Linked DNA regions of Homo sapiens: region 2 is linked to region 1. Evidence: chromatin loops called from intact Hi-C (ENCODE). Cell type or tissue: PC-3. All regions are shown on one strand. Each heading gives the region's core, and the rest is flanking DNA. Links, peaks and the distances in the headings are about the cores only. Region 1 overlaps ST7L (suppression of tumorigenicity 7 like). Region 2 overlaps ST7L (suppression of tumorigenicity 7 like).

Region 1 (15,380 bases), core at 3,541-11,540:
GGATGGTAAATGAGACAGAATTGAGTATCAACACATGCTTTTTTTTCCTCAGCTTTTAGAATGATTCCATACCCGTTAGAGAAAGGACATCTATTTTACCCTTATCCCAGCTGCACAGAGACGGCTGATAGAGAGCTATTACCTAGTAAGTAAATATTTTAGTTTTCTTAAACTTAAAAGTAGTAAGTTTAGATTGTTTGTCATAGTATTCTCCATTTTAAAAATGCCTTTGGTTTAAATTCAGGACACTGTTTAAATACTATTTTAGCCACTTCTGGGATGTAGTTGTATAATTCAATTTATTTCCTAATAATTATTGAGCAAAACTCTGTGCTAGATGCAACAAAGGACACCAAGATTAAAGATATTAACAAGAACTGTCATCTTATAAACTTTTAGAAAAGAAATAGTGCCAATCCTTCACAAACTCAGAAAATAAATGAGGAAGGAATACTCCCCAAATCATTTGATGAGAGCAGTATTTTCCTGATACCAAACCAAAGATATGATATAAAAATACTATAAAACAACAGCCCTTATGAATATAGACACAAACATCTTCAACAAAATATTAGGAAACTGAATCCAGCAACATATAGAAAGGCTTATATACCATGACCAAGTGGGATTTACCTCACAAATGCAAGTTTGGTTTAACATCTGAAAATGTAATGTACCATAGTTAATAGAATAAAGCACAGTAGATGCAGAAAAAGCATTTGACAAAATCTGGCTCTCATTCAAGATAAAAAGAAAAAATCTCAGTAAACTACAAATTGAAGGGTACTTCCTCAACCTGATTTAAAAAAAATCCCTGAAAAACCCACAATTAACATTATATTTAATGGAGAAAGACTGAATGCTTTCCCCCTAAGATCGGGAATAAGACAAGGATATCTGTTGTCACCACTTCTATTTAATATTGTACTAGAGGTTCTAGCTGGTGTTACCAGGCAACAAAAAGCAATAAGAGGCACTCGTTATTGGCAAGGAGGAAGTAAAACTCTCTTTATTCAAAGGTGACATGATCTTCTATGTAGGAAATCCTAAGAAATCCATAAAAATACTCTTAGAACTAATAAATGAGTTCAACAGGGTTGTAGAATATAAGATCAATATACTAAAATTAATTATATATCTATATACTAGTAATGAACAATCTGAAAATTGAATTTAGAAAACAATAGCAATCATAGTAGCAACAAAAACTACTTAGGAATAAATTTAACGAAAGAAATTTAAGACATGTACACTAAAATATAGCTGAGAGAAATTAAAGAAAAACTAAATAAATGGAGAGACATTCCATGTTGATGGATTGGAAGACCCAATTTTATTTACTTATTTATTTATTTGAGACCAATTCTCACTCTCACCCAGGCTGGAGTGCAGTGGCGCAATCTCAGCTCACTACAACCTCCGCCTCCTGGGTTCAGGCGATTCTTGTGCCTCAGCCTCCTGAGTAGCTGAGATTACAGGTGCATGCCACCATGCCCGGCTAATTTTTGTATTTTTGGTAGAAACAGGGTTTCGCCATGTTGCCCAGGCTGGTTGCAAACTCCTGGGGTCAAGCAATCCACCTGCCTCAGCCTCCTAAAGTGCTGGGCCTACAGGCGTGAACCACCATGGCTGGCCCCAATATTATTTAGATGACGATTCTCTCCAAATTGATCTATAGATTCAATACAATCGCTATCAAAATCCCAGGAGGGATTTTTCACACACACACACACACACACACACACAAAGTAACAAGCTTATTCTAAAATGTATATGGAAAGGCAAAGGACCCAAACAATCTTTATGAAGAAGAACGAATTGAAAAAGAGCAGTCAAAGAACTAGAAGGAGAACCGGAAATATGTAGGATTATGATTGCTGGTAGTGTTTCAGTCTAGTTCCTGCCTTTAGGAAGCCAGACTTCTCAAAAGAACAGTCTACACTTTGTGTCTCAGCTGCCTTATCATCTGTTCTTTCCTCTGTAAACTAGTAAATTTCTGTTTAACTTCTCTTTTTATGATTTAGCTGAGAAGCAACCATGCCGAAGGCTATAAACACTAGGACCATGTTTTCTTATGTGATATAAACCTGTGCTACAGTTTTTACAATACTGAGCCATTAAAACTGAAGTCTAGGAAGGAAAATTGCAGGTTTACAACTATCAAACTTAACTAGTTGATAAGTTTAAACTGATAAATGAAAATTTAGGAGAGATTATGGCAAATTGAGTATGCTGGTGTTTTTCTCCTAATGTTTTTTATTTTCCTTTATCTGCTAAGTGATCTCTTCCTACTCTGAATTCTCAAAGTGCTTTGTGTACTTCTTAATCTCCCCTTTTAGATTGTAAACTCCTTGAAGGCCAGGATTCTCTTCTTTTTTTGTTTTTTGAGATGGAGTTTCCGTCCTTGTTGCCCTGACTGGAGTGCAATGGTCTGATCTCGGCTCACTGCAACCTCTGCTTCCCAGGTTCAAGTGATTCTCCTGCCTCAACCTCCAGAGTAGCTGGGATTACAGGCACCCACCATCACGCCCAGCTAATTTTTTTTGTATTTTTAGTACAGACAGGGTTTCACCATGGTGGCCAGGCTGGTCTTGAACCCCTGGCCTCAAGTGATCCACCCGCCTTGGCCTCCCAAAGTGCTAGGATTACAAGTGTGAGCCACTACACCTGGCCATTGTTCCTGTATCTCTTATAATGGTTACCATAAAAATTGGTATTCAATAAATATTGGTTGAATTAATCAAATTCATTAATTTATTCTTATAAACATGGCTGGCACATTGTAAGTACTTAACTAAAATGCTAAATATTAGTGCCTTCTCCCTCTCACCCTATTCTGAACTCCTAGGCTGCTAACAAGGTTGATAAAAAGATGATGGACAGGCCAGGAACGATGGCTCACGTTTGTAATCCCAGCACTTTGGGAGGCTGAAGCGAGCGGATCACCTGAGGTCAGGAGTCCGAGACCAGCCTGGCCAACATGGAGAAACCCCATTTCTACTAAAACTACAAAAAATTAGCCCGGCATGGTGGCACATGCCAGTAATCTCAGCTACTTGGAAGGCTGAGGCAGGAGAATCGCTTGAACCTGGGAGGCGGAGGTTGCAGTGAGCTGAGACTGCACTCCAGCCTGGGCAACAGAGTAAGACTCTGTCTCCAAAAAAAAAAAAAAAAAAAAAAAAAAGATGACAAAGATGACAGACAATGTGTTAAGTGCTACATGTATGGAATACATTATAAGAAAGCTTGAGAAGGGCCAGACATGGGGCTCACGCCTGTAATCCCAGAACTTTGGGAGGCTGAGCTGGGCGGATCACTTGAGGTCAGGAGTTCAAGACCAGCCTGGCCAACATGGCAAAACCCCATCTCTACTAAAAATACAAAAGTTAGCCAGGTGTGGTGGCTTGCGCCTGTAATCCCAGCTACTCAGGAGGCTGAGGTAGGAGAATTGCTTGAACCCAGGAGGTGGAGGTTGCAGTGAGCCGAGATCGTGCCACTGCACTCCAGCCTGGGTGACAAAGCAAGACTCTGTCTCAAAAAAAAAAAAAAAAAGAAAGAAAGAAAGCTCTAGAAGGGAGGGCCTAGCTATCTAGGAGGTCAAGAATGATTCTCAATTTTCTGACTTCGGTGACTTGGAGAATGGTAAATCTATCCTATATCAGGAGGAGCCAATTTGGGAATAGGGGTTAGGGAAATAAATAAGTTCAAGCTTTGACTATGTTGCCTGTGTAACATCTCATCCATATATACATACATACCTGTATATGTGTATATATATATGTACATATATAGAGATTTATATGCTTAAATATTTTCTTGTATAATCTACTTAACACATATACATACAAGTCTATATTTTCCTCTCTCTAAATAATATATAGGTATAGATATATTTTTAAGTTATGTATATAATGTATATTATGAAGTATACATATAATATTTATAATTAGTGAATGTTGTAGGCATAAGTAATAGAGAGCAACTTCAAACTAGCTTAAATATAAATAGTAATTTGTTGGAAGAACACTGGGTTATCAGAGAACTCAATAGCAACAATTATATTTGGACTTCATAAGGGACTAGAACTGGGGACTAGAAAGCCATTAGGATTTCCAGGAATCAGTTATTTGTATATCTCTCTGTCCCTGGCTGCTTTTTTCAGTCTTTCCTATTCTTACTTTCCTTTCCTTCATCCCCAGCCCCATTTTCTCCTTCTGTGTTCTGTCGTTTCTGTTTCTCTCAGTGTATCCACTTCATTCTTACATCTTTCTCTTTACAGTTTGGCTTTCCCTTCATAGACAACCATGTGGCCAAACTTGAGGCCCCTACAGCCCTCTATTTACATGTCATGAGTTCAGGCAGACAATACAGAATGAATAATATCTCAATCCCACTTTTTCTTTTCTCTCTTTTTTTTTTTTTTTTTTTTGAGTTAGGATTTCACTGTCACTCAGGCTGGAATGCAGTGGTGCAGTCACGGCTCACTGCAGCTTCGACTTCTCAGGCTCAAAATATCCTCCCCACTCTGCCTCCTGAGTAGTTGGGACCACAGGCATGTGCCACCATGCCTGGCTAATTTTTGTATTTTTGGTAGAGGTGAGGTTTCACCATGTTGCCCAGCTTGGCCTTGAACTCCTGAGCTCAAGTGATCTGCCTGCCTCAACAGGTGTTGGGAATACAGGTGTGAGCCACTGCACCCAGCCTCAATCCCACTTCTAAAACTTCTGGGAGAGAGAATCAGATTTATCCAGGTGTTTATTCCTTGTCCAGTCAGCTGTAGCCTAAAGACAGGATTAGGTTGTGTAAATAAAATTGCCAGCGGTCCTCATATATCTTCCTCTGTACATCTCAAAAAACAGAATTGGGAGTCATTATTTTCTAGGTAGCAAAAGAAGTCGTAGGCATAAATGAAATCACTAAGGAAAACTGTATACAGTGAGAATTGAACTGAGGGTGGAACCATGGATGCACAGAAATGTCTAAGCAATGAGTGGCAGAATGACAGTTGAAGATTCAGTGAAGAGGTTGTCAGAGAGACAGGACAAGAACTAAAACTAAATATGCTAGAACTAAAAGGAAGAAGAAATTTCCAAGTGAGGAGTAATATCCAAGATAATAGGTAAGGTAAATACTAAGAAGAATCCATTGACTTTAGCAATTAAGATGTCATTAATGAGAGAAATTTTATTTTCCTTTCTAAAGAGGTGGTGGTGGTAGTTCTTGTTGTCTTTCCATTTTAACAGGAACAAATATATTTAAGGCAAAAGAATGGACCTTAAATTATGGAACATCAATATGCAAGAGTATATTATATTAAGCTAATACATTTAGCCTAAAATAATGCCCTCCTTTGTAAATTATTGCAAAGGTTGTCTAATATAAGGCCAATTTTACATAGTAATATGAATAAAATCAGGGTTATTATGTTGTCAAAGCTGTAAGCTATAAGACCAGACAGTTTATTCTTGGCAAGCCTTTATTCTAACTTGGTGCAAACTCCAGAAGGTAGGAGAGGGGGAATATGCTGGGGGGTTTTGTTTGATTATATTTTATGTTCTTAGAGTATTTTTTTCTGTCTCTGACTGTGGAAGAATGAACAAATTGTTAACAATAAGGAGTTTTAATACCCAGGAGTACTTAATGTTTTTTGTTTTTAATTTTCCTTCAACTTTGATATGACTTACCGCATTCTGGAATTTGCTTATGGACCTCATAAGTTCAGAGTTGAACTATTCCCCTAGTTCACATAGCTATTTAGTCGTCTTTTATGCCTTCTGATAAATTTTTCTCTACAAGCCAGTGATGAAATTTGAACTTTCGTTCCAAGGGAGTGTTTCTGTAATAGTCATCCATTATTTTGATGTATTAGCCAAACATTGACTGACAAATGAATCTACAGAAAGCAATCCAGGAAGAAATAATTAGGTCTCTCTTACAGTATAAAAATCTCATATTTTAGGAAATTTCCTCACTAAAGCTATGCAGTTTTCTACCTTATAAAGTGAGAATACTACTATCTCTTAGGGTTACTGAAAAGAATTAAATGAGCTAATATAAATTAAAGTTCTTTATAAACCATAAAATGCTATATAGGTTAGGTAATATTACTAACTTTGCTGTCTTGTATGTGTTTCCCACCTTCTTGAATAGCAGGGTTTGTTTCTCTTGATTTGAAGTTGGGAAGAAGAAGAAGTTGGCCTCTCATGGCTGAGGGACAGGGCAAAGGGGATTGCTGACTGGTTCTTTGGGTGCTGAAAGCACAATGTTCTCTACAGTTTCTAATGTTTCTAACTTTTAAAACTTCCATTTTGATGTGCTTTTACTTTAATCATGGCTCAAGGTTCTGGACATTTTCTGGATTTTTAATGGGTTTGTGTTTTGGTATATACTTTCTGAATATAGTAAAATAAAAATTAAAATATAGCTGTTGAAGGAAGCTTAGGTGTAATCTCTGTGAATCATTATGTTTTAAAAGTGAAATTTATAGCTGACCTTGGTTCAGCACAAAATTAGTCATCCCTTACTAATGCAGGATATTACATCAGAAATTCCTGGGTTAGTATCCAGCCCTAAGCGGTCAACTTCCTGGCCTAATGAAGTCCCAGAATAGCTCTCAGTTTAGCAGACATTTATTGAGCACCTACTGCATGTTAAGTACTCTAATAGGCTCATCTCAGTATTGTTATTCAAGTATTTTCAAATTTCAAATAAAATATAAATACTTGAGTATAATTGATAACGAAATATCCAATCACTAGAAAAATAATAGCTGAGTAAATATGTAAATATGGTAAAATAAGACAAGGGACTTTATTTATGGTCAGAATCCTAGGCCTTCAGTTTGCTAGTTTAGGTTTTTTTTTTTTTTTTTTTTTTTGAGATAGAGTCTCACTCTGTTGCCCAGGCTAGAGTGCAGTGGCATGATCTTGGCTCACTGCAACCTCTGCCTCTCAGGTTCTAGCGATCCTCCTGCCTCAGCCTCCCAAGTAGCTGTGACTATAGGTGCACGTCACCATGCCTGGCTAATCTTTCTATTTTTAGTAGAGATGGGGTTTCACTATGTTGGCCAAGCTGATCTCAAACCCCTGAACTCAAATGATTCACCTGCCTCGGCCTCCCAAAGTGCTGGGATTACAGACATGAGCAACCACACCTGGCCTACCTACTTTATTTATTAATTAATTTACATATTTATTTTTGAGACAGAGTCTTGCTCTGTTGCCAGGCTGGAGTGCAGTGGCACAATCCCAGCTCACTGCACCCTCCGCCTCCCGGGTTCAAGCGATTTTCCTGCTCAGCCTTCCTGAGTAGCTGGGACTATAGGCGCGTGTCACCACGCCCACCTAATTTTTATATTTTTAGTAGAGACGGGGTTTCACCATGTTGGCCAGGATGGTCTCGATCTCCTGACCTCGTGATCCACCCGACTTAGCCTCCCAAGGTGCTGGGATTACAGGCGTGAGCCACTGCTCCCGTCTTACCTACTTTAGTTTTACAGTGCCTAATGAAATGCCACATATATAAACACATTAATAACTGGGTAAAATTATTAACTGATGGTCCTAGGAAATCACCAATGACATGTCTGCCTCTTTCTCCATACTAGTCTTTGAGCTCCCAAAGAACAATAATTAATAACAACTCAATGCCAGGTGTGGTGGCTTATACCTGTAATCCCAGCGCTTTGGGAGGCCGAGGTGGACGGATCACTTTAGGCCAGGAGTTTGAGACCAGCCTGGCCAACATGGCAAAACCCCTCTCTACTAAAAATACAAAAAAGTAGCTGGGCGTAGTGGCCTGTGCATGTAATCCCAGCTACTTGGGAGGCTAAGGCACAAGAGTCACTTGAACCTGGGTGGCAGAGGTTGCAGTGAGCCGAGATCATGTCACTGCACTCCAGCCTAGGCAACAGAGCGAGACTCTTCTTCTTCAAAAAAAAAAGTAGCAACTCAAATGTATTTATTTATTTATTTATTTATTTATTTATTTATTTATTTAGAGACAGGTCTGTCACCCAGGCTGGAGTGCAGTGGAATGATCATAGCTCACTGCAGCCTCAAACTCCTGGGTTCCAGTGATTTTCCCATCTCATCCTCCAGAGTAGCTGGACCTACAGGCACACACCACCATGCTGGGCTAATTTTTAAAATTTTTAAAAATTTTTAAGCACGATTTTGCTTAGGTTAGTGTCGCATGCCTGGCTTTAAGCGATCCTCCTCTTTGGCCCCCCAAAGCGCTGGGATTACAGACGTGAACCACCACCTGTGGCTGCAACTCACATTAAGCACTTAAAATGTTCATCATTACAACTCTCCATAGCAACTTCTAGAGGGTTTAGCAACTTATTCAAGATCACATAGCTAATAAGTGACAAAGCTTTTTTTCAAAATCACCTCAGCATGATTTTGTAATCAATATTCTTTCCCATGACGCCATCCTGTTCCCACACCCAGCACAGTTGTCTGGCTATTTAGATATGCTGTTGATGCTGGGATAAATAATGGATAACTGTCTTCTACCTTGCTTAGCCAGAGACTTTCCTTTTTAAATTTTTTTTCTTTTTAATTTTTAAAAACAGATTTCATTTGAAAAGATTAAGACTTGTTTACATGTTATTCTGAAATAAAATTGATTCTTACCTATTCTCCATTGCAGCCTTTCATCATGTTTCTGTTTACCCAAAAAAGGAGCTTCCTTTGTTCATCCATTTCACAGCAGGATTTTGCTCTTCTACAGCAATGATAGCCATTCTCACTCACCAGTTTCCTGAAATCATGGGTATTTTTGCTAAAGCTGTAAGTATGATCTCAAGGACTTGTGTAGATTATTTGTAAAACACACAAGAAACCATCTCTGATCTGCCTGTGCTAACCCAGCTGAACAATGGAAGATATTTGTTGTAAATTAAAGGAATTGATTTGTATATAGTTGCTGCCATAAATACATCAAACATAAATTTTTGGTGATTTGAGCTACTTCTGTTGCTTAAAAGTTTAAAGAATACAATATAAGATTGTAACAATATAACATTATAAAGTTTGCTCTTATAGATCACTTTTGGTGATAAACAGCATTTGTTACTATCTTTGGTATTTTTAAAAATACCCTATTTTGTAAACAAACCCTTTGATTTTTTTCATTTAAATGAAATCATTAGTTCTCAGGATTTGTTGAACTTTAAACTCAAGAGCACAACTAGGATGGATAATAAGTACATAAGGCGGGGGAACAGATGGGACATTTGTCCCTAGGTACAGAATGTGCCTATGTCTCAAAGGTTCTCCAAGTTATTGTGTCTGCTTGTTCTTACTTCCCCAGACTTGGATATAGAACCATGTGTAGTTCTATATTTTCATTTTTACCCTTTAGTTTTGAACTACTTCCCCATTTCCTGAACCAGTTAACACTTGAGGACTGATACTAGAGTGGGTATCCCATCACTATTTACTTTTTTTTTTTTTTCTGAGACAAGGTCTCGCTGTGACCCAGGCTGGAGTGCAGTGGTACGATCTCAGCTCACTGCAGCCTCCGCCTCCTGGGTTCAACAGTCCTCCCGCCTCAGCCCCCCGAGTAGCTGGGACTATAGGCACATGCCACCATGCCCAGCTAATGTTTGTATTTTTTGTAGAGGCAGGGTTTTGCCATGTTGCCCAGGCTGGTCTTGAACTCCTGGGCTCAAGTGATCTGCCCGCCTCAGCCTCCCAAAGTGCTGGGATTACAGGCATGAGCCGCCATGCCCAGCAACTATTTACTTTTCTATATGAACTTATTAATGTCACTGGCTCAAAGTAAAATTAGCAAAGATAATTGCCTTTAAGTCTCCAAGCCTTTTTAAAAATGCATCTTTCTTGTACATCTTTGCATTTCTACCAGGTAGTAGGAGTTAAAACCCAAAAAGAAAATGCTGATTAATTATATTCCCAAAAATGAAAACACTGAGAACCATGGAAAAACTAGTCCTTACTTGGTAATGTATTTTCTGTATTTTTCTCTATATGCCTCCATTCTAACTTGTTTCCTCACAGTTTCTTTTTCTGCCTTAAGAATAGTTTATTTTGTGCCTTAAAGATTAGTTGGCTTTTTTCTGGCACCAGTGGTAAGAGCAGTGGTTTCCCTTTTTCCCTGAAGGTCAACCATATAATGTGTTAAGTTGCCACTGGCTGTAGGCCTAGGAGTCTGAGTCTGCACTTGATTCTGGGTCAAACTTCAAGAAGAATGACTTTCCACTGTTGTTCAGGGAGTATAGCTATTTGGTTTGGAAACTGACTATTCTATTTCTTTTCAGTGTAAAATGAACACTTAGTGATCATACTCATAACTGTTATTTGCAGTAGTGCTAATAGTTGAGTGAGTGCATCTCAAACTGAAATGACCTTACTATGTAATCTGGCATCGAATAAAAATGGCCTAGAAAGAGAATTCCATCCATTTAATAGCTGGAAAGAAAATGTGCAACTGTGTATGTGAGATCACAGGCAAGCAATGGGAGAGATGATTCTTGGATTTGTCTCAGGCAAGTGGAGTGGGAAGGAAGTGAAATAGAGCAAGGAGGGAGATCTAGAATCTGGAATAGATCTATACCAACTGTTAGTAGTATATTTCCATGGGGTGCAAGCTACAATTAATGTTTATAGTGTCTGCCTTTACCTAGGCAGTCACTAATGGCACCAGAAGAATCTTTACGATTACATAGCATAAGTTCCTTAGCACTCCTCTAGTAGAGACTGAGAATGAATAATTACATATTTTAAATGGAAGCTTCTTTTTCAGACCAAAAGTTATTGATATACTGCTTTTCTAGTTGATGGATAATAAACAAGCATTTATTTTGGTATCTGTATAGGTGATGGTATATAGTGTTAAGAATGTGCCTAATGGTAAACTTTTACAGCCACATTTTTATCCCTGTGGCCTTTACATGTACATTTTAAAACCCTAAAAGCTAAGTATTTACTGAAAGTTCCTGCAAACCAATATTTGTGCAGGATTTCCAAAGGCAGGTTCCATTTAAGAGTTAATGGGAAATGACTGTGGTATGGGCAGTTTCCAGCTTTCTTTTCTTTTTCTTTTTCTTTTTTTTTTTTTTTTTTGAAACAGAGTCTCGCTCTGTCACCCAGACTAGAGTGCAATGGCGTGATCTCAGCTCACTGCAACCTCCGCCTTCTAGGTTCAAGCAGTTTTCCTGCCTCAGCCTCCCACATAGCTGGGACTACAGGCACGTGCCACAACGCCCAGCTAACTTTTGTATTTTTAGTAGAGATGGGGTTTTGCCATGTTGGCCAGGCTGGTCTCGAACTTCTGACCTCAAGTGATCAACCCACCTTGGCCTCCCAAAGTGCTGGGACTACAGGCGTGAGCCACCGCACCCGGCCAGTTTCCAGCTTATAAACACAATGTGTAGATGCCTTTATAGACAGACAAACAGCAAGGGAACTAAAGGCTTAAATTACACTTCTTCACCACTTCACAGTGTTTGCTCTATGCAGTAGGAGCATCACCATCACCCAGGAGCTCATGAAAAATGCATAACTTCAGGCACCATTCCAGACCTTCTGAATCAGAATCTACATTTTAACAAGATCCCCAGGTGATCCTATATATACATTTAAAGCTTGGAGAAACTTGCTGTACTCTACCCCCAATAAGAGGAATTTAGAACAGCTCGATAGTGCTGCCTTGTCAAGGTGGAAAAGAGGCAGCATTGCAGAGTCATTATGAAATAGATTCTGGAGGCAGGCTGCTTTGCTTTGAATTCTAGCCCTGAAACAATGCTGTACAACCTCGGGTTAGTTACTTAACCTTTTCTACCCTTAGTTGTAAAATGAGAATAATACTACCTCTCATGGGTTTTGGTGAGCGTTAAATGACTTTAAAATATGCAAGTGTTAGGACTATGTCTACCCACAGTAAAAACTAGGTGAGTGTTAGCTGTTGTTGCTACCTTTATTGTCATCATCATCACCAAAGTGCAATAGTGGGAAACCCTACCCCCTTCTTGTTTAAAGGAGATATGTCCTAACAGTCAGCTCAAAATGCATTTTTCCATAGAAACTGTAGTATAAATGGTGATTGGGTATAATTTTTAAAACACTATTAGTAGGCCAGGTGCAATGGCTCTCGTGCTTGTAATCCCAGCACTTTGGGAGGCCAAGGCAGGCGGATCACTTGAGCTCAGGAGTTCATGACCAGCCCGGGTAACATGGTGAAACCCCATCTCTTCCAAATATACAAAAAAATTAGCCAGGCGTGGTGGTGTGCACCTGTGGTCCCAGCTATTCAGGGGGCTAAAATGGGAGGATCGCTTGAGCCTGGGAGGTGGAGGCTGCAGTGAGCCATGATTTCACTATTGCACTCCAGCCTGGGCAACAGAGCAAGACCCTGTCTCAAAAAAAATACTGTAATACTATGCTTCTGGCACATTATGTGTATATGAATGTAGAAGGTGAAGAAATGTTTCAGGTTCTAGGCACTGGCAAACTACCTTGTAGAACAGAACCTGTTGGTAAGCTGCAAACTGTCTGTGTTAGCATTTCCAGTTAATTCAGATATTTGATGGCCAAATAAAGTAGAAATTGGTGAAGAATCTTTGAGACATACTTGTTCTACTTCAGAAGACAGACTTTTTAAAAATTTCCTAAATTTCTTTATTGTTACCATTGTCTCTTTCTCATCTAATATCTTTTCATAATAGCTCACATGCCAGAGCAAATTGAGTTTGAATTTCTTAAAATGCATTTGTTAAAAAAATTGTGTTATGGTGAGGCCAGGCACTGGACACTGATTTTAAATAATTCTCACTGTACATCAGATTTAGAGAAATGAAAGGGAATGAACTAGAATGGCTAATGGTTTTAGTGCCTCTTCTTTTGCATGGTATACGGCTATGTGGAATAGACTTCATTTTTAGCAAGTTAGGACTTTTTTCCCCTGATTTTTCTCCTGGCTGAGATGAAAACCTAGTCTGACATTAGACACAGAGCAATGAAAAAGTGTTGCATAAATCCCTGGAGATGTGGAATGTGCTTATATCAGAGCTGATATTCTCTAAGGCCAGAATTCCTGAAAAAGGAAAAATTGCTTTTAAGTGGTAGGTCATTTTCTCACCTGCTTTGAAGCCTGCTGGATTAAATATGAGAGTTCAAAGTAAGGGTAGCCAGCAAACCAACTGAACTGGAATCTGATTCTGCTTATCTGAAAGGAGCTTCTTTATTTAACAACAGCACTGCCCTCTCCTTAGAGAACCAATCTTCTACTCTGGCCCCTTTAATTTCTCTTGCAAGAAAAGTGTTCTTCTTAGCAAGGCTTGGGAAGGTATTATCACAACAGTGAAAAGACTTAAAGATGGTCTTGGGGGTTTCACTAACTTACTGACAAACTCAGACTTGTGGTATGTGACTTTAGTGTTTTGAATTCAGAAGTGTGTTTAAATATTAAAGTCTCTAATTGGGGCCAGTCATGGTGGCTCACGCCTGTAATCTCAGCACTTTGGAAGGCTGAGGCCTGCGGATCACTTGAGGTCAGGAGTTAGAGACCAGCCTGGCCAACATGGTGAAACCCCGTCTCTACTAAAAATACAAAAAAAATTAGCTGGGCGTGGTGGTACTTGCCTGTAATCCCAGCTACTTGGGAGGCTGAGGCAGGAGAACTGCTTGAACCTAGAAGGCGGAAGTTGCAGTGAGCCGAGATCGCGTCGCTGCACTCCAGCCTGGGTAACAGAGTGAGACTCCATCTCAAAAAAAAAAAAAGTCCCTAGTTGGGTTTTAACTAAACAGGGTAGTCTTTGCAATTTTGGCAGAAAAGGGTGTTACAGGTAAAGGTAGGAATCAGAGATTCCCAAATAAATTGTCTGTTTTAGTACAGCAAAACTTTGTTGAAGTTTGTTTTACTGAACGCATATTGTAGCTGTGCTGCGGTGGGAATGGGCTTTGTTTCCACATATTTCTACTAATCTTTATGTGGGAAAATGTGGTTGGACATGCCAATGATGAATTTCTGAGCAACTCATAATTGGCTGGCTCCACTGTAACTAGGGCCTTACAATCTGCTTGATTAATTCTTTAAGGACTACATTAGCCAAGTTGCATGATTTCCAAAGATATAGAAGGTCAGATGTTACACTAACAAAGAACCTCTCTACAGAATGTCTCACTGGGGTTTCTTTAGTCCCTTCTCAAAAATAATTAAAATTTTTCTTCCCAAATTACATTTTTAAAAGAATAAGCAGATATAAATGCCAAGTGTCTTTTACTGAAAAGTGAACAAAACTTTTGGGAAGATTTGTCCACTATTCTTACCATTTTTTTCAGGGAAAAGATTGATCTTCAGAACCGGGGGAGTTAATAAACAATTATAACTATATATTAATGTATACCAATTGAAAAATATATGTTTTTTTAAAGGTTCTGAGTTTTCCATTATTATAACCTGTGACATGATAGTTGTATACTTCTTTATTAAATTCCTAGGGCCACATTCAGAAATTAAATTAATGATTAAAATAAATTTCTTCACTTTGTTTGAAAATGGATTACTTTCAAAGCTATGAGACTTTTTTAGTTCGTAAGAACTGATACAGTTTTAAAAACATTTTGAAATGTAACTAAACTTACATTTCTGTAAAATATTCTATAACCATGCTATTTCCACAGTTATAAATCTGAGTTGTTTCCCAGAGATAATACAGATAATAAAATAAACCTATTGTGTGACAGGTCAAAATTTTTAAATGTTTACATATTTGTTCCATTGTTGGTGCATCTAAAGTCTTTATTTGGGCAGTCTCGCATATTCAATTTTAATTTTCTTTACTAACTGGGATTTTGGATCAAGAGAAAAGACGTTCTCTACCTCCTAGAAGGGTATTTCTCATGTTTCATCCTTGTTTTTCTGCTTCAAAAAGAACCAAACTAAGAAATTTGTGAAATTGCTGGTATTATTATTCATCCAGATTTTCTAAGCACTGAGCTCTTCTAAGGGGGAAAGAAAATAATAAAAGTTAGGAAAATGTACTTTTTTTTTTTTTTGAGACAGAGTCTCACTCTCTCACCCAGGCAGGAGTGCAGTGGTGCCATCTCGGCTCACTGCAACCTGGGCTCAAGTGATCCTCCCACCTCAGCCTCCCGAGTAGCTGGGACTACAAGTATGTGCCTCCATGCTAGGCTAATTTTTAAAAATTTGTTATAGAGATGGGGTCTCACTTTGTTGCCCAGGCTGGTCTCCAACTCCTGAGCTCAAGCAATCTGTCCACACCGGCCTACCAAAATGCTGGGATTACAGGCTTGAGCCACCGTGCCCAGCCATGTCAATGTACTTCTTCTTCTTCATCTTCTTCTTCTTCTTCTTCTTCTTCTTATTATTATTAGTATTATTATTTGGAGACA
Region 2 (15,380 bases), core at 243-8,242, 55 kb before region 1:
AAGACAAGTGAGGCAGGTGCCTGATGTACAAAATTTAAGGACACCCTTACTCTCAGGGTCATGCAACTGAGTTCAAGTAAACACATTTAAAAAGGCAAATAATGTCTTAGAATTTATTTTGAAGAATTGTTACTTTGCAGTTCCATGAATCATACTTTGAGAACTGCTGATCTAAACAAAGATTTGATATTTGTTATTTTTCTGCTTATAAACCTTTGATGACCAAGGATAATATCTAAACTCTTTACTGTAGTACATAACGGTCCTTCATCAATTTCTTACAGTCTATTTTCTTTTCTTTTCTTTTTTTTTTTTTTTTTTTTGGATGGAGTTTTGCTCTTGTCGCCCAGGCTGGAATGCAATGGTGCGATCTCCATCCACTGCAACCTCCGCCTCCCAGGTTTAAGCAATTCTTCTGTCTCACTCTCAGCCTCCTGAGTACCTGGGATTACAGGCACGCACCACCATGCCCAGCTAATTTTGTATTTTTAGTAGAGATGGAGTTTTATTATGTTGGCTAGGCTGGTCTTGAACTACTGACCTTAGGTGATCTGCCCACCTTGGCCTCCCAAAGTGCTGGGATTACAGACGTGAGCTACCATGCCCGGCCTCTTCCAGTCTATTTTCTAACCCCATTTACACTTCTCCCTCACACTCCTTACCCTGTACTCTAGCCTAACCATGCTGTATGGTTTTATGACACTTCCTCTGCTGCAGATGTTCGTCATTTTGCAAGCTTACTCTCATTTTTTACAGTGATTCAACATCAGTTCAAATATCACCACCTTTCTAAAGCCTTCCCTGATTTTCCCAGAACAAATTTAATCACTTCTTTTTTTTTCTCTTAGAACAAAACGTGTCTGGCCAGGCGCGGTGGCTCACACCTGTAATCCCAGCATTTTGGGAGGCCAAGGCAGGCGGATCACGAGGTCAGGAGATTGAGACCATCCTGACTAACATGGTGAAACCCTGTCTCTACTAAAAATACAAAAAATTAGCCGGGTGTGGTGGCAGGCGCCTGTCGTCTCAGCTACTCGGGAGGCTGAGGCTGGAGAATGGCGTGAACCCGGGAGATGGAGCTTGCAGTGAGCTGAGATTGCGCCACTGTACTCCAGCCTGGGTGACAGAGCGAGACTCTGTCTCAAAACAAAAAGAACAAAACATGTCTGTTATTACAGAGTTCAGGCCATTTACATGACTACTCTCATACTATATTTAATTCAGTTAAGCAAGTCAGTTCTAGATGCTGTGCTTGGTTCTAGGAATAGAAAAATGAGCGAAGTTTTAAAACTTCATATTTTAAAGGGGAAACAAAACCAAGCAGATAATCACATTGTAATATGGTAAGTGCTATAACTGAATTATGAACCAAATACTATGGAGACAGAAATAAGGAAATGACTAGATTTAATTCTGTTTTTTGAAAGCATGCTTTATTCATCTTTGTACCATCTGTGGCTAGCACTGTGATTAGCCTACAGTGGGTAGACAATAGATATTGGTTAAATGAAGATTTTAAAGTGTCTCTTTTTCCCCCTTTTTCTCCCTTGTTTTTCAGAATGTAAGGTATGGAGAAACCCTCTAAATCTTTTCAGAGGAGCAGAATATAGGAGGTATTACATTTTGCTTTCAGTATAAGTAGGGCATTGGTTTTAGAGTAAAGGTATTTACAAAATCATTTGTCTTTATAAATATATCGCAGCTCTTCTAGTAGAAGATACTGGTCTATGATAAAGTAAAATGATTAGTCCACAGTTTATTTGGCAGCATCTTCACTGTGTTTACTTTTTTTTTTTAATTAAAATTTTTTAGAGATAGAGTCTTGCCCTGTCACTCAGGCTGGAGTGCAGTAGCACGATCATAGCTAGCTGCAGCCTTGAGCTCCTGGGCTCAAGGAATTCTCCTGCCTCAGCCTCCCAAGTAGCTGGGACTATAGGCACATGCCACCACATCCAGCTAATTTTTTTTTTTAAGTGAAAGCCAGTTTATTAAGAAAGGAAAGGAATAAAAGAATCGCTACTCCATAGGCAGAGACCACATCCAGCTAATTTTTTTAAATTTTTGGTAGAGGCCAGGTGCAGTGGCTCATGCCTGTAATCCCAGCACTTTGGGAGGCCAAGGTGGGCGGATCACTTGAAGTCAGGAGTTCAAGACCAGCCTGGCCAACATGGTGAAACCCCGTCTCTACTAAAACAAAAATTAGCTGGACGTGGAGGAAGACACCTGTAATCCCAGCTACTTGGGAGGCTGAGGCAGGAGAATCACTTGAACCCAGGAGGCAACGGTTGCAGTGAGCTGAGATGACGCCATTGCACTCCAGCCCAGGCGACAAGAGCAAAACTCCATCTCAAAAAAAAAAATTTTTGGTAGACAGGGGTCTTGCTATGTTGCCAAGGTTGGTCCCAAACTTCTGGGCCCAAGTAATACTCCTGCCTTGGCCTTCCAAATCACTGGAATTACAAGCATGAGCCACCACACATAGCCTGTGTTTAATTTGATAATCATAAGAAACATTACATCAAACTATATGTTTGTGATACGTATAAGTATATATTAGGCCCCTGGTTTATAATACATATAAGTATTTGTGATACGTATAAGTATACATTGTATACATTTAAGTATGTATTAGGCCCCTGGTTTATAAAAAGCCTTTTTCAAAGAATTTGTGACATTAAGAAAAAATTACCAGTGTCAGCATATTCCTGTGCATGAGTGCTAAATTTCAAAATTTGAGGATGCATTAGAAAATATCACTCTGAATGTAAATTGTGCAACAGTAGAGGGACTATATATTGACTTCATATTGCCGCTTCCTATTTTCACTACTGTGTCCATTTCTCTTCTGGTTTTTAACTCTAAATGAGAAAACATCTTTTGAAACTTATGAGCAAAGATACTTTACTTTTATTTTGAGGAGTGCTGCGTTTTACCCAGAAGTAGAATGGGGCATGTTATTTAACTTATTGAATAAGAAACATTATGTTTGTACCATGTACAGGCACTGTGCAAAATGATGGAGATACAAAAATGACTAAGCAATAACTCCTATGCTTAAAGACATGATAGTGTAAGATAGTGACATTCTGTGAAGTGAAAGCCAGGCTTTTATGAAAGATGCCATTAGCCTGTGTTAAGGGATACCTGTAAGAAACAGGTCCTTGTATCTCTTACTGTGTTTAATCAAAGTTTGAGGCTATTTGTTGTATTATGCAGTATCCATTTCCTGAAGATCTTGAAAAGAAGTGTGTGTGTGTGTGTGTGTGTGTGTGTGTGTGTATACACACACATCCACATATATATATATATATATATATATATATATATATATATTTTTTTTTTTTTTTGAGGCTGAGTCTCTCTCTGTCATCCAGGCTGGAGTGCAGTTGTATGATCTTGGTTCACTGCAATCTCCTCCTCCTGGGTTCAAGTGATTCTTCTGCCTCAGCCTCCCAAGTAGCTGGGATCACAGGCGGCCGCTACCACATGCGGCTAATTTTTGTATTTTTAGGAGAGACAGGGTTTTACTATATTGGCCAGGCTGGTCTCAAACTCCTCAAACCCCAAGTGATCCTCCTGCCTCAGCCTCCCAAAGTGCCAAGGATTAAGGCGTGCGTGAGCCACTGTGCCTGGCCTAGGATAAATTTATTAGTATCAGGAATCCTTATGCTTCTTTTGAATGATTATTTTCTCTTAATGTTAAAGTATAACTTTTGGGTATACATTTCATATGTTAGCTCCATTCCAGGCTTCATTTTGTGTCTCAATTCCCAATCCTTAATTTTCGTTTTACTGAGTCTTTTTTTTTTTTAGTTAAAAAATAGAGATAAGATCTCGCTATATTGCTCAAGCTAGTCTTGAGCTCTTGGGCTCAAGTGATCCTTCAGCTTCAGCCTCCCCAGTAGCTGGGATTACGGGTGCAAGCCACTGCACCTGGCTGAATTTTTTTTTTTTTTTTTCTGGTAAAGACAGGGCTCACTGGCTCACTATGTTGCCCAGGCTGGTCTCAAACTGCAGGTCTCAAGTCATTCACCAGCCTCAGCCTCCCAAAGTGCTGAGATTACAGGCATGAGCCACGGCACCCGGCCCAATTCAATTTTCAGAAGCAGTTGTTTATTGAATATTATTTTTCTATTTGGTCTTTGATGTTTTATTATCATACTTTAAGTAGTTTGTGAGGTTATCTTTTGTTTTACTGATTGTAAGATTTTAAAACATCCAAATGTGTAGCAGTACATTTTTGAATTTAAGTAGTGTCTGTTATAGCAGATAGATGCTCTCTCATGTTCAATTTAAATATTTTGTTGTGTTTTGGTAAAGATACACTTGGGTGACTGGTAAAGAGCCACTTACATACTATGACATGAACCTGTCAGCTCAGGACCATCAGACCTTTTTCACCTGTGACACAGATTTTTTACGTCCTTCAGACACAGGTATGTATCATATCTGTTCATAGTATAAACAGTGATCATGAAGATCATCTTAAAAGTTCTTTAGAGTTATTTATTATAATATACAGAGTTATTTAGTTATTTGGCTTGGAGTTGTTTATATTATTGATAACAAACTCAGATTAAATTATGACTATAAGCTAGGTTGATACACTGCTTTTCCTTATAAAGAATTTAAAATATTTCATATTTCTTTTACTACTTCAAAAACCTTTCAGATCAAATATAGCAACTACTTTTCCAGAAAACAGTGTACCCCATTTCTGTCTGGGAAATGAACACCTGCAATTATACATAAAATAGAAGAACAGGTCAATGTATAAACATTGGAGAATGGCATGTACAGAAAACTGGAGTCTATTTTGTTTTAGTCGTGAGTTAGAGATACATATAAAGTGGTAGAAGATCATAGAAATTTCTGTGTTTAGTTTTCTCTAAGTGCTTATCTATAGAAGAGAGTATTGAGACTCTTAATTTTATGGTTTAAAGACAGGGCTGATTGATTGATTGATTTCACTCTGTTGTCCAGGCTGGAGTGCAGTGGTGCAATCATAGCTCCAAGTAACCTCAAACTCATTACAAAGCATTAGGATTATAGGCATGAGCCACTGTGCCCTGGTCTGGGATCTTTATCACAATTTTTCTTCTACTTTGAATGCACTCACCCTCCTTATCTATCTGATGAGTTACTTTTTATCCTTCATTATCCAAATTGAAAGTCACATTTTCTAGAAAGCCCTCTCTGGGATTCCTTGTCATAGAATTAAACATTTTGTTTTCTGCAGTTCTATACTACTTTGTCTAAACCTCTATGAAGTAACTTTAGTTAATTTATTCAGCCACAAACATTTATTTGTTAATGTTATTATATTGCTTTCATGTTTGTCTTTGCTACTAGGGTATAAACTTTTGGACAGCAGGGACTATATTCTCTTCATCTTTGAATCTCTATTATCCAGCACATTGCCTGGCATAATGTAAATATTAATATTTATTCTTTGAGGAAAGTATGAATGGGCTGGGCGCGGTGGCTCACGCCTGTAATCCCAGCACTTTGGGAGGCCGAGGTGGATGGATCACCAGAGGTCAGGAGTTCGAGACCAGCCTGGTCAACATGGTAAAACCCCGTCTCTACAAAAATATAAAAATTAGCTGGGCATGATGGTGGGTGCCTGTAATCCCAGCTACTCGGGAGGCTGAGGTGGGAGAATCACTTGAATCCCGGAGGTGGAGTTTGCCGTGAGCTGAGATTGGGCCATTGCACTCTAGCCTAGGCGACAGAGTGAGACTGCATCTCAAAAAAAAAAAAGTATGAATGAATGAATGGCCTAGATGTCACAGATGTCTAAGCAATTTCACTAATAATAGCTAATACTTGCCTAGGCTTACTATGTGCCAGGCACTGTTCTGAGCAATTTATAGAAATTTAATCTTCCCAGTCACTTGATGAGATAGGTGGTATTATCAGCCCCATTTTAACAATAAAGAAACCGAAGCAAAGGGGGATCAAGTAATATGCCTTGAGTCACACAGCTAATATTGATAAAACCATGTTTCAAACTCAAGACTGGCTGTTAACCACTACACTATTACTGCTTCTACCCACCACAAAATCACTGAAGGGTCTGAAAAATAGCCAGTTTCCTGCATTAAAATGAGTTCATAGTGATTTATCTTTGCTAGATTAAATAGGTTAAGAGTGGATGATAGGAAACCCATGAATCTTTGGTATGATTACATAAAATGGTTTAATTGCAATAAAGGAGTAAAAAAAATAGATTTATGTTTATATGCTTAATGTTTATATTAATGGCAAAAGGATAGGTGTTGGGGAAATAACAGCAGCACAGTATCAGTACTGTATGTTAACTTTAAGGGTTGAGTGACTCTGGAAGTTAGGTCTCACCACCCTTTCTCTCACAGCCCCTCTCACAGAGTGACACTGAATTGCAAACGTCAGCAGGCTTTTAAAATAGCAATCATGGCTATCTACTGAAGTTGTGGTATTAAAACATTTTTATTTGAATATCTCCCAAAAGAATTTTGAAAAAGAATATGTCCCTTCACACATTTTTAAGTTGACATCATAAGGTTAAATAATCATAGAGAATGTAATTTTTGACATATTGCAAAATACAGACATTTAAAAATAATAGTATACCCTATATTTCAATCTATGTTATGAAATCAAATGATTTAATACCCACTACAATCCATTGAAAAATACATAAATAGGCCAAGGACAGTGGCTTATGCCTGTAATCCCAGCACTTTGAGAGGCCAAGGTAGGAGCATCCCATGAGTCTAGGAGTTTGTCAGCCTGGGCAACACAGTAAGACCCCATCCCTACAAAAAAAGTTTAAAATTCATCAGATGTGGTGGTACATGCCTGTAGTCCCAGCTACTTGAGAGGCTGAGGTGGGTGGATCTCTTGAGCCTAGAAGGTTGGGGCTGCAGTGAGCTATGATGGCACTGCTGCACTGCAGCCTGAGGGACAAAGACCCTATATCTAAAAAAACAACCAAGCAAGCAAAACAATACGTAAACAAATGCTCTTTTTTTTTTTTTTTTTTTTTTTTTTTCTTTTGAGACCAAGTTTTGCTTTTGTTGCCCAGGCTGGAGTGCAATGGTGCAATCTCGGCTCACCACAACCTCCACCTCCTGGGTTCAAGCAATTCTCCTGCCTCAGCCTCCTGAGTAGCTGGGATTACAGGCATGCACCACTATGCCCGGCTAATTTTGTATTTTTAGTAGAGACAGGGTTTCTCCATGTTGGTCAGGATGGTCTCGAACCCCAACCTCAGGTGATCCGCCCCCCCTTGGTCTTCCAAATTGCTAGGATTACAGGCGTGAGCGACCACGCCCAGCTTACCAAATGCCCTTTAACAGTAGTAAATGTTGTCTTTTTTCTTCTTGAACACATATCTGTTTTGCATTCCTATATAATTTTATTATCATTATTTCATGCTGTAGAGTCTGGTATCACACTTCCATCCTTTTCCACAATAAAACATTCTAATGTAATTTTTAAAAATTTAAATTGCATTTGACTGTAAGGTTCTAAGTGTTATGACATGCTTTAATTATATTTCTGTCAAATCCTTAGAGCTACATATTTAGCTCTTTAAACTTTGTGGAAGGTTCTGTATATAATCTAATTGACTGGGTGAGTTCTCATTGTCAGTTCTATCAACGAAATCATATTTACTTTCTGACAGAGCAGTCTGACTTCATTTTTCAATTTAAATAAACATATTAACATGCCTCCCCATGACAACCATCTGTCTTCTGAATTCAGATTCTAAGATAGAAAGATAGCTGTGTCTTGGAACTTTGCCTAGAACTTACCACTTGGCCGAAATTAGGCTTCACTACCTTTATTACTCCTTGCTAATGCCTGCTTTGCCTTGATGTGAGGGGACCTTCCCCTAGGAGCAATCCATTCTTTGATAGTAAGTAGGGAGGGGTGCTAATAGAACTGTTAAAAATTGTTATCATTCCCTTCTTCATTCTGTAATATACTTGAATACACGGCCAGAATACTTTCTTTCCAATGCCAAGCTTCACTGTTTAATAAATAAAAGGCAGCAATACTATTATAGGATGTCTTGATTAAACATGGTTGCCCCCAACCCAAACTTTGAATTGTCCCTTTGGCACCTGGAGATTTTTACACTATAGGGCAGTACATCTTGTAAGATTCAGGATGGGTAAGAAGTAAGCCCTTTTTTTTTTTTTTTTTTTCTGTAAAATAAGAGAAAGGAACATATCTTTGCAGTGAGCAGGTATAGGAATTGTGGTTAGGTAGGATAGGGAAACCAGAGAAACATTCTTTGGTAGATCAGTTATAGGAAAGAGTGATAAAGTTGAAGCTTTAGAAGTTGATTTTCTTAAAACCATGTATTCCATTTTGGTCCTTGCAAAGTTTTATGTACTTCTCTAGAGGTGTGTCTAACCCCAGCTAAAGGTTGAACTCAAGGAGGACAGAGTGTATCTGTGAATGATCTTCAGAAATGGACTGTTGATTCCATATTGATCTTTTCAGACCCTCACATAAAGGTCATGATTTATATCAGTAGTTTTATTTTCAGAAATACAAATGTGTATTTTTGTGATGTGGCAAATTTCTCTTGACTTACTGTCATCAGTAATAACTAAATTAGATTTTGTTCTTATTCTATTAATTTATCTAGGGCAGAGAACAAACTTATCCAGAAGGGCCCACCATTGTTTTTTGGATTTTTTTCTTCAGCATTTAAAAATCAGGAGATTTTACATTAAAATCTGAATTTATGCCTTTTGAAGTTTGAAAAATAGGGCAAAATTGAACTTGAATTTACACTTGACAGTAATAAGATGGAACTGAGTTGTGGCTCTCCCTTTGAGACAGTGAATGTGCTTTCAGTTCACTCATTTATGTTTAATGCCTGGCATTTGTAGGCATTTACATATTTATGACCCCTGACCTTATGATAACTGCTGATCTGTTTTGTGCTTGTTAGCTTATTAGAATGTTATTTAACTTGAAAAATAGATAAATTTGAGTGAATTGCTAATTGCTTGTTTTAATTATATTCAGCATATTAAGAGCCCTTAAAGAGGACAATTGAATACCAAATCAGCATTTTGTTTTAAATTACTCCTAAGCCTTATTTTAGAAAAAAATATATACATTTTTCCCCCATCAACTTTATTTCTCCTTTCTGCTTAGGCTTAGGACTGCTTTGGTTGTGAAGAATACTCTTGAAAGGCTAGGTAGAGCATTTGAAAACAAAAGAATAAGATAAAATATTTAAAGGTGAATTAGATGACCTCACTAGAAATTTAAAAAAACACAAATGAAAATAAGTTTCAGATGTTAAATTAGCAAAGATTGATAATACTGTGTTAAGGTGTTAAATTAGCAAAGACTGATTATACTGTGTTACACTGCCTGAAAAAGTATAAATTAATACAGTCTTATTGTGGAATTTGGGGGGTGTATATCTGGAGTCTTTTTTTTTCTCCTAACTCCCCAAACTTGTTACAGATCCAGAATCTTTTAAAATATACATATTTTAGTCAGCTGTTCTACTTCTAGAAAGGAAATATTTAATTAGATATGAAAACACATACTGAAAGATTGTTATCACAATGTTTTGTATTAGCAAAAAACTTAGTATGACTTAATTGTCCATCAAAAGGGAATTTGTTAGATAAATTAGGGTATGTATTTAATATACTAGAGTACCAAATAACAATTTAAAATGTTAATAAAGATTCAGTGTTAAAATTTGACCTGTAAATATCATATAACTCATAGAAGACAGCCTATCATCAAAAATTACAAGTCTAGTATTATGCATTATTTTAATGTAATATTTAGTGTTGCAGCAGAATGATGTTCTTTACCTGGCCAGTATCAGATGGGTGCTGACTTTCATCAGTTTGTCAAGTTCAGGAAGCGTTAGGTGGCAGCTAGCTGGTGACATGTTTGATATGAGAAATGTATTTTTGTTACACAAGTGGAATATATTGACTCCTTTTCTAAGCTGAGACTAATATTTTGTTTCCAAAGGAAAATTCAAACATTTTTCACATTATTCTTCCTGGACAGTTGCAGGTTTTGTTCCAAAAGCAACACTCATAGGTTCTCTATTTTTCTTATCAAACTTGAAATGGGCCAGTTTGTCTTCTGAGTCTACTTTATTTGTTTATTTAATTAAAGAAAACTTTACTTACTGTGAAGTCTTCATTTTGGTACAGTAAATTGGTAGCAAAATTAATATTCCAAAGAAATCCTAACTCAGGCCTTTGTTGAATCCTGATAGAGGCTGACATTTTCTAGAGGTACTATATTCTAAATTAATTCCTTTTTTTTTTTTGCCCTTTTACACAAAACGCAAGCCCGTACATTCTTCGTAGAGTGAATCATTCATTAGACAAAGACTTTGTTTTTAAGTTTTTGTATATTTTTATTTTTAGCAGTTCCATAAAACCTTTTCAGAATGATAAAAGTAGAACTGTAATATTTCATATTGATTATAATGTGATGTCACTTAAACTCAATGTTAACAAGCATTTAGATATATAAATGTTCATACATAATAATGATATAATTAACTTGTTTAGGTACCCTGTATATTGTTAAAATAAATCAGAGAAAGAATATATTTTTATTTTATGTGAAGCTTACAAATTTAATGTAAATTTCTCATAATAGATAATGTGAACTAATAACCTAGTTTCTTGTTTTGTATGTTTAAGAATATATTATTTAAAGCTTTGCTTACTCCACTACCTTATTCTTCATAATTTTGCAGATTATTTTTTTACCATCTCATCTATTTTATGGAATTTTTTTCTACAGTTATGCAGAAGGCTTGGAGGGAAAGAAATCCTCCAGCTCGAATCAAAGCAGCCTATCAAGCTTTAGAATTAAACAATGAGTAAGTTTGAAATATATGGAAAATAAATTTATTTTGAAGGAAACCAAGGCAAATGATTTTTATGTCTCCTTTGTCTGTTCCTAAGACACTTGGAGTCATTAGTCATTTCCTTTTTGCATGTTATAGATATTTAATAAAATTTTCAGTGTTTGCCAACATCTGTATTTTGCTTCTGAAATTGTAAATCTATATATGCTTTTGAATAGAAATTATGCTAGAAATACTTTTCAAAATGGAGAATGCTCATGGAGAATGGTGATAATACTTTATAGTTAAAAGGGTACTAACATACTAGGCCGGGTGTGGTGGCTCACACCTGTAATCCCAGCACTTTGGGAGGCCGAGGCAGGCGGATCATGAGGTCAGGAGATCGAGACCACCCTGGCTAACACGGTGAAACCCCGTCTCTACTAAACAATACAAAAAATTAGCCGGGCATGGGGGCGAGCGCCTGTAGTCCCAGCTACTCAGGAGGCTGAGGCAGGAGAATGGCATGAACCCGGGAGGTGGAGTTTGTAGTGAGCCAAGATCATGCCACTGCACTCCAGCTTGGGCGACAGAGCAAGACTCTGTCTCAAAAAAAAAAAAAAAAAAAGGGTACTAAAATACAAATGTATTTATGCACCTGTTTTAATTTTTTCGTTTAAAACATTCACTTAAAGCATTCAATCTTGAGTACTTTAGTTGCTAATGGACTTGAAGGCATGAGAAGGGGATTAAAAATAAGTAAAACATAGCTCTGTCAAGTTTATTTTTTTCCATGTTAGCAGCATTTTTTTATAGTTCTTTGTTTGAACTTTATATTTTGAAAAGGCAAAATGTAAAATCACAAGGCAACTTACTATTTACAAGGAACAGATCAATAAATACTAATCTAATGCAGACTAAATAAATACCAAGAGTGAAAATATGGTTCCAGTTGGGGTTTATCAAGGAATGCTTCCTGAATAATGTAAATTTAGAGTTGTTCCCTGAACCTTCTCCCCCAAGTATATACGCTATCCTTATTAAGAAGACCTTCCCACGGTGGAGCAAAAATGGCAGAGTAAAGAATGCCAAAATAATAAACTGGCAGAAACTGGCAGGATCAACTTTATTAAAACTCTGGAAACTAATGAAAAGTTTACAGTAACCTAGTGAATGCTTAATCAAGGGGAAAAACACCTAAATCTCTCTAAGAAAGCTTTGTAGTGCTTTATTTATCCTGGCCCCATCCCTCACTCCCTAGCTCAGTGGCAGTCTTGAAGACAACAGAGTACATTCCAGGTATAGGTTTCTAGTACCAGAGGAAGTGGAATGGACCTTATTTTCAAAGAACTGTGGTCGTTTGTTTTGACCTGTCTGTTGGCTTTCTGAAGGACTAGCTCAAAGGGCTTGCTTTATTTCAGCTTACTGAAAGAAGAGAGTTTTCAATTTCAAAACTCTCCCAGAATTGACATAACTACACTCTGGGTCATTTGTTAAAAACATTTAAAGGCAAATGCATTAGCTGCTGCTGCCTGGGGCAAGGGATAACAGGAAGGACAAACAATAGACAAACCAGAAAGCTTGTGAGCAAAGTCTCGGGAATTAGACACTTTGAGGAATAAAGGCTCTAAAAAGCTCCCACATGTTTCTGGGAATCAAGGCCCCACACACAGCCAGAGCTGGGCATATGCTCAGAAAAGACTTGAGAAAGTCCTAAGCTGTCAAGTCTGCCTAACCTTCATGTTCTGTACAAGTAGGAGGAGAAGGCTAAGGCAGAGTTGTAAACTGTTTGGCTGAATGTTGAAGGTGTGCCCTAGCACCCACACAGAGCCCATCTGCAAATACTTTTGCTTTTTGTGTTTTGTTTGGTTTTGTTCCCAGGTGTTTAAGGAAACCTCTATCAAATCACCAACTGACCACGAGGCTAAAATAGCACACACATCACTGGTCACACATGACAGATAATATAGATTTTATAAAATTGGTTCAGAAAAGTCACTAAACAAACAACTGCAAAAGCAGCAACAACAAATCCTAGGGAGTAGAGAAAATTATGTCTCTAGAGTTGCCAGAATATAATATTTAAAATTTCCAGTTTTCAACAAAAAATTACAAGGCATGCAAAGAAACAAGAAAACATGTCCCATACATAGGAAAGAAAAGAAATCAGGTTGGGTGTGGTAGCTTATACCTGTAGTCCCAGCACTTTGGGAGGCCAAGGCAGAAGGATCACTTGAGCTCAGGAGTTTGAGACCAGCCTAGGTAACATAAAGAGACCCTGTCTCAAAAAATAAATAAAAAGAAAAGAAATTAATAGAAACTGCCCCTGTGAAGCCTAGACTTTGGACTTAATAGACACAAAGTTTAAATCAACTGTTTTAAATATGATGAAGGAAGTAAAGGAACCCATGATAATGATATCTCACCATTACAGAATATCAGTAAAGAGGAAGAAATAATTAAAAGGAACTAAATAGAAATTCCAGAATTGAAAAGCATAACTAAAATGAAAAATTTACCATAGGGGTTCAGCAGCAAGCAGATTTGAGCAGACAGAAGCAAGAACCAGTGAGTTTCATTTAAGTCAATTGAGATTACCCAATTCAAGAAGCAGGAAAAAATTAAGGAGTAAAGAAATATGACCAGAGTCTGAGAGAACTGTAGGATGCTATCACGCATATCAATGTATGCATTATAGGAGTCCCAAAGAAGAGAGAGAAAAGGGCAGAAAGAATACTTGAAGAAATAATAGCTGAAAACAAAAGAGCACTCCAAATACAGCAGCATATTAAAAATGTTATACACCCTGACCAAGTGGCATTTATTCATGGATGCAAGAATGGTTCAACATACGAAAATCAGTCAATGTAGTACACTACATTAATAGAATGAAGAAAGAAACCACATGATTATCTCAACTGATGTAGAAAAAACATTTGACAGAGTTCCCCATCATGATAAATATATGGAAATCAATTAATGTAATACTCCACATTAGTAGACCAAAAGACAAGAACTACATGACCATCTCAGTTGATGAAGAAAAAGATCTGACAAAATCTAACACCATTTTATGATGAAAACATTAAAAAACTAGGAATGGAAGGAAACTTCCTCAAGAACGTCTGAAAAATCTACAGCTAAATACGTACTTACTGATGAAAGATTGAAAGGTTTCCCTCCACCATCAGAAAAAAGGCAGGATGTCTGCACTTGTACTTCTGTGTTACATGGCATACTGGAGGTTCTAGTCAGTGCAGTTTAGTCAAGAAAAATTTTACATGGCATCTAAATTGGAAAGGAAGAAATAAAACTATCTCCATTCACAGATGGCATGATCTTATTTGTAGAAAGTCTTAATCCACAAAGAAACTATTAGAGCTAATGAAAGTTTACAAAATTGTGAGAAACAAAATCAACATATGAAAATCAGTTGTATGTCTATATCCTAGCAATGAACAATCTGAAAAGGAAATTAAGAAAACAATTCCATTTACAAAAGCATCAGAAAGATTTAAATACTTAGGAATAAATTTAATCAAGGAGGTGCAAGACTTGGATGCTGAAAACTATAAAGCATAAGTTAAATAAATAAATCAAAAGACATCCCATGTTCATGGATTGGGAGACATTATTGTTAGAATGTCAGTACTCCCTAAATTGATCTACGGATTCAGTGCAATCCCTATAAAAATTTTAATTATCATTTCTGCAGAAATGGACAAGGCGATCCTATAATTCATACAGAACTGCAAGAGACCCTGAATACCAAAACAATCTTGAAATAGAAGCACAAAATTAGAAGACTCACACTACACAATTTAAAAACTTACCGCAAAGCTACAGTAGTTAAATTACAAGGATAGACACCTAGATCAATGGATTCAAATTGAGATTCCAGAAATAAACCCATATTATCTATGGTCAGTTGATGGTTTTGTTTTGTTTTGTTCTGAGACAGAGTTTCACTCTTTTTGCCCAGGCTGGAGTGCAATGGCACGATCTCGGCTCACTGCAACCTCCACCTCCTGGGTTCAAGTGATTCTTCTGCCTCAGCCTCCCAAGTAGCTGGGAATACAGGCACGTGCCACCATACCCGGCTAATTTTGTATTTTTAGAGTAGAGACAAGGTTTCACCATGTTGGCCAGGCTGGTCTTGAACTCCTGACATCAGGTGATCCACCCACCTCAGCCTCCCAAAGTGCTGAGATTACAGGTGTGAGCCACCACGCCTGGCCATGATTTTTGACAAGGGCGTCAAAACCATTCAGTGGAGGAAAGAATAGTCTTTTCAACAATGATGGTGGAAGAACTGAATAGCCACATACATAAAAGCATAAAGGTGGTCCCTTACCTCATACCATATATCCCAATTAATTTAAAAATCAATCAAGGACCTAAATGGAAGAGTTAAAACTACAGAACTCTTAGAAGAAAGCATAGGGACAAATCATCATCACCTTGAATTTAGCAGTGGTCTCATAAATTATAACACCAAAAGTACAAGCAGCAAAAGAAAAATCAGGTAAAT

The links. Hi-C counts contacts between places; a loop is a spot of excess contacts. Peaks named below come from ENCODE experiments on the same cell type or tissue, not always from the same donor. Only the 100,000 strongest peaks of a DNase experiment are listed, where the experiment ranks them.
Region 2: a loop joins it to region 1, with 3 times the contacts of the local background. A loop is called at or near these places in 4 of 110 quality-filtered maps.

Annotation. Positions count from the first base shown.
Region 1 is chr1:112,535,366-112,550,745 of GRCh38, reverse strand. ST7L (suppression of tumorigenicity 7 like) reads left to right here. Exons shown (of 15, transcript NM_017744.5): 13 at 53-145; 14 at 8,656-8,795. Among named protein-coding and RNA genes, the nearest start is that of WNT2B, 34 kb to the right of the region's middle. In PC-3, for the core only: no CTCF peak of the experiment used is centred there; a DNase peak (open chromatin) is centred at 6,545; H3K4me3 peaks cover 754 bases; H3K27ac peaks cover 1,381 bases.
Region 2 is chr1:112,587,027-112,602,406 of GRCh38, reverse strand. It overlaps ST7L (suppression of tumorigenicity 7 like), which reads left to right. Exons shown (of 15, transcript NM_017744.5): 4 at 1,559-1,613; 5 at 4,321-4,436; 6 at 10,804-10,882. Among named protein-coding and RNA genes, the nearest start is that of ST7L, 24 kb to the left of the region's middle. In PC-3, for the core only: no CTCF peak of the experiment used is centred there; no DNase peak of the experiment used is centred there.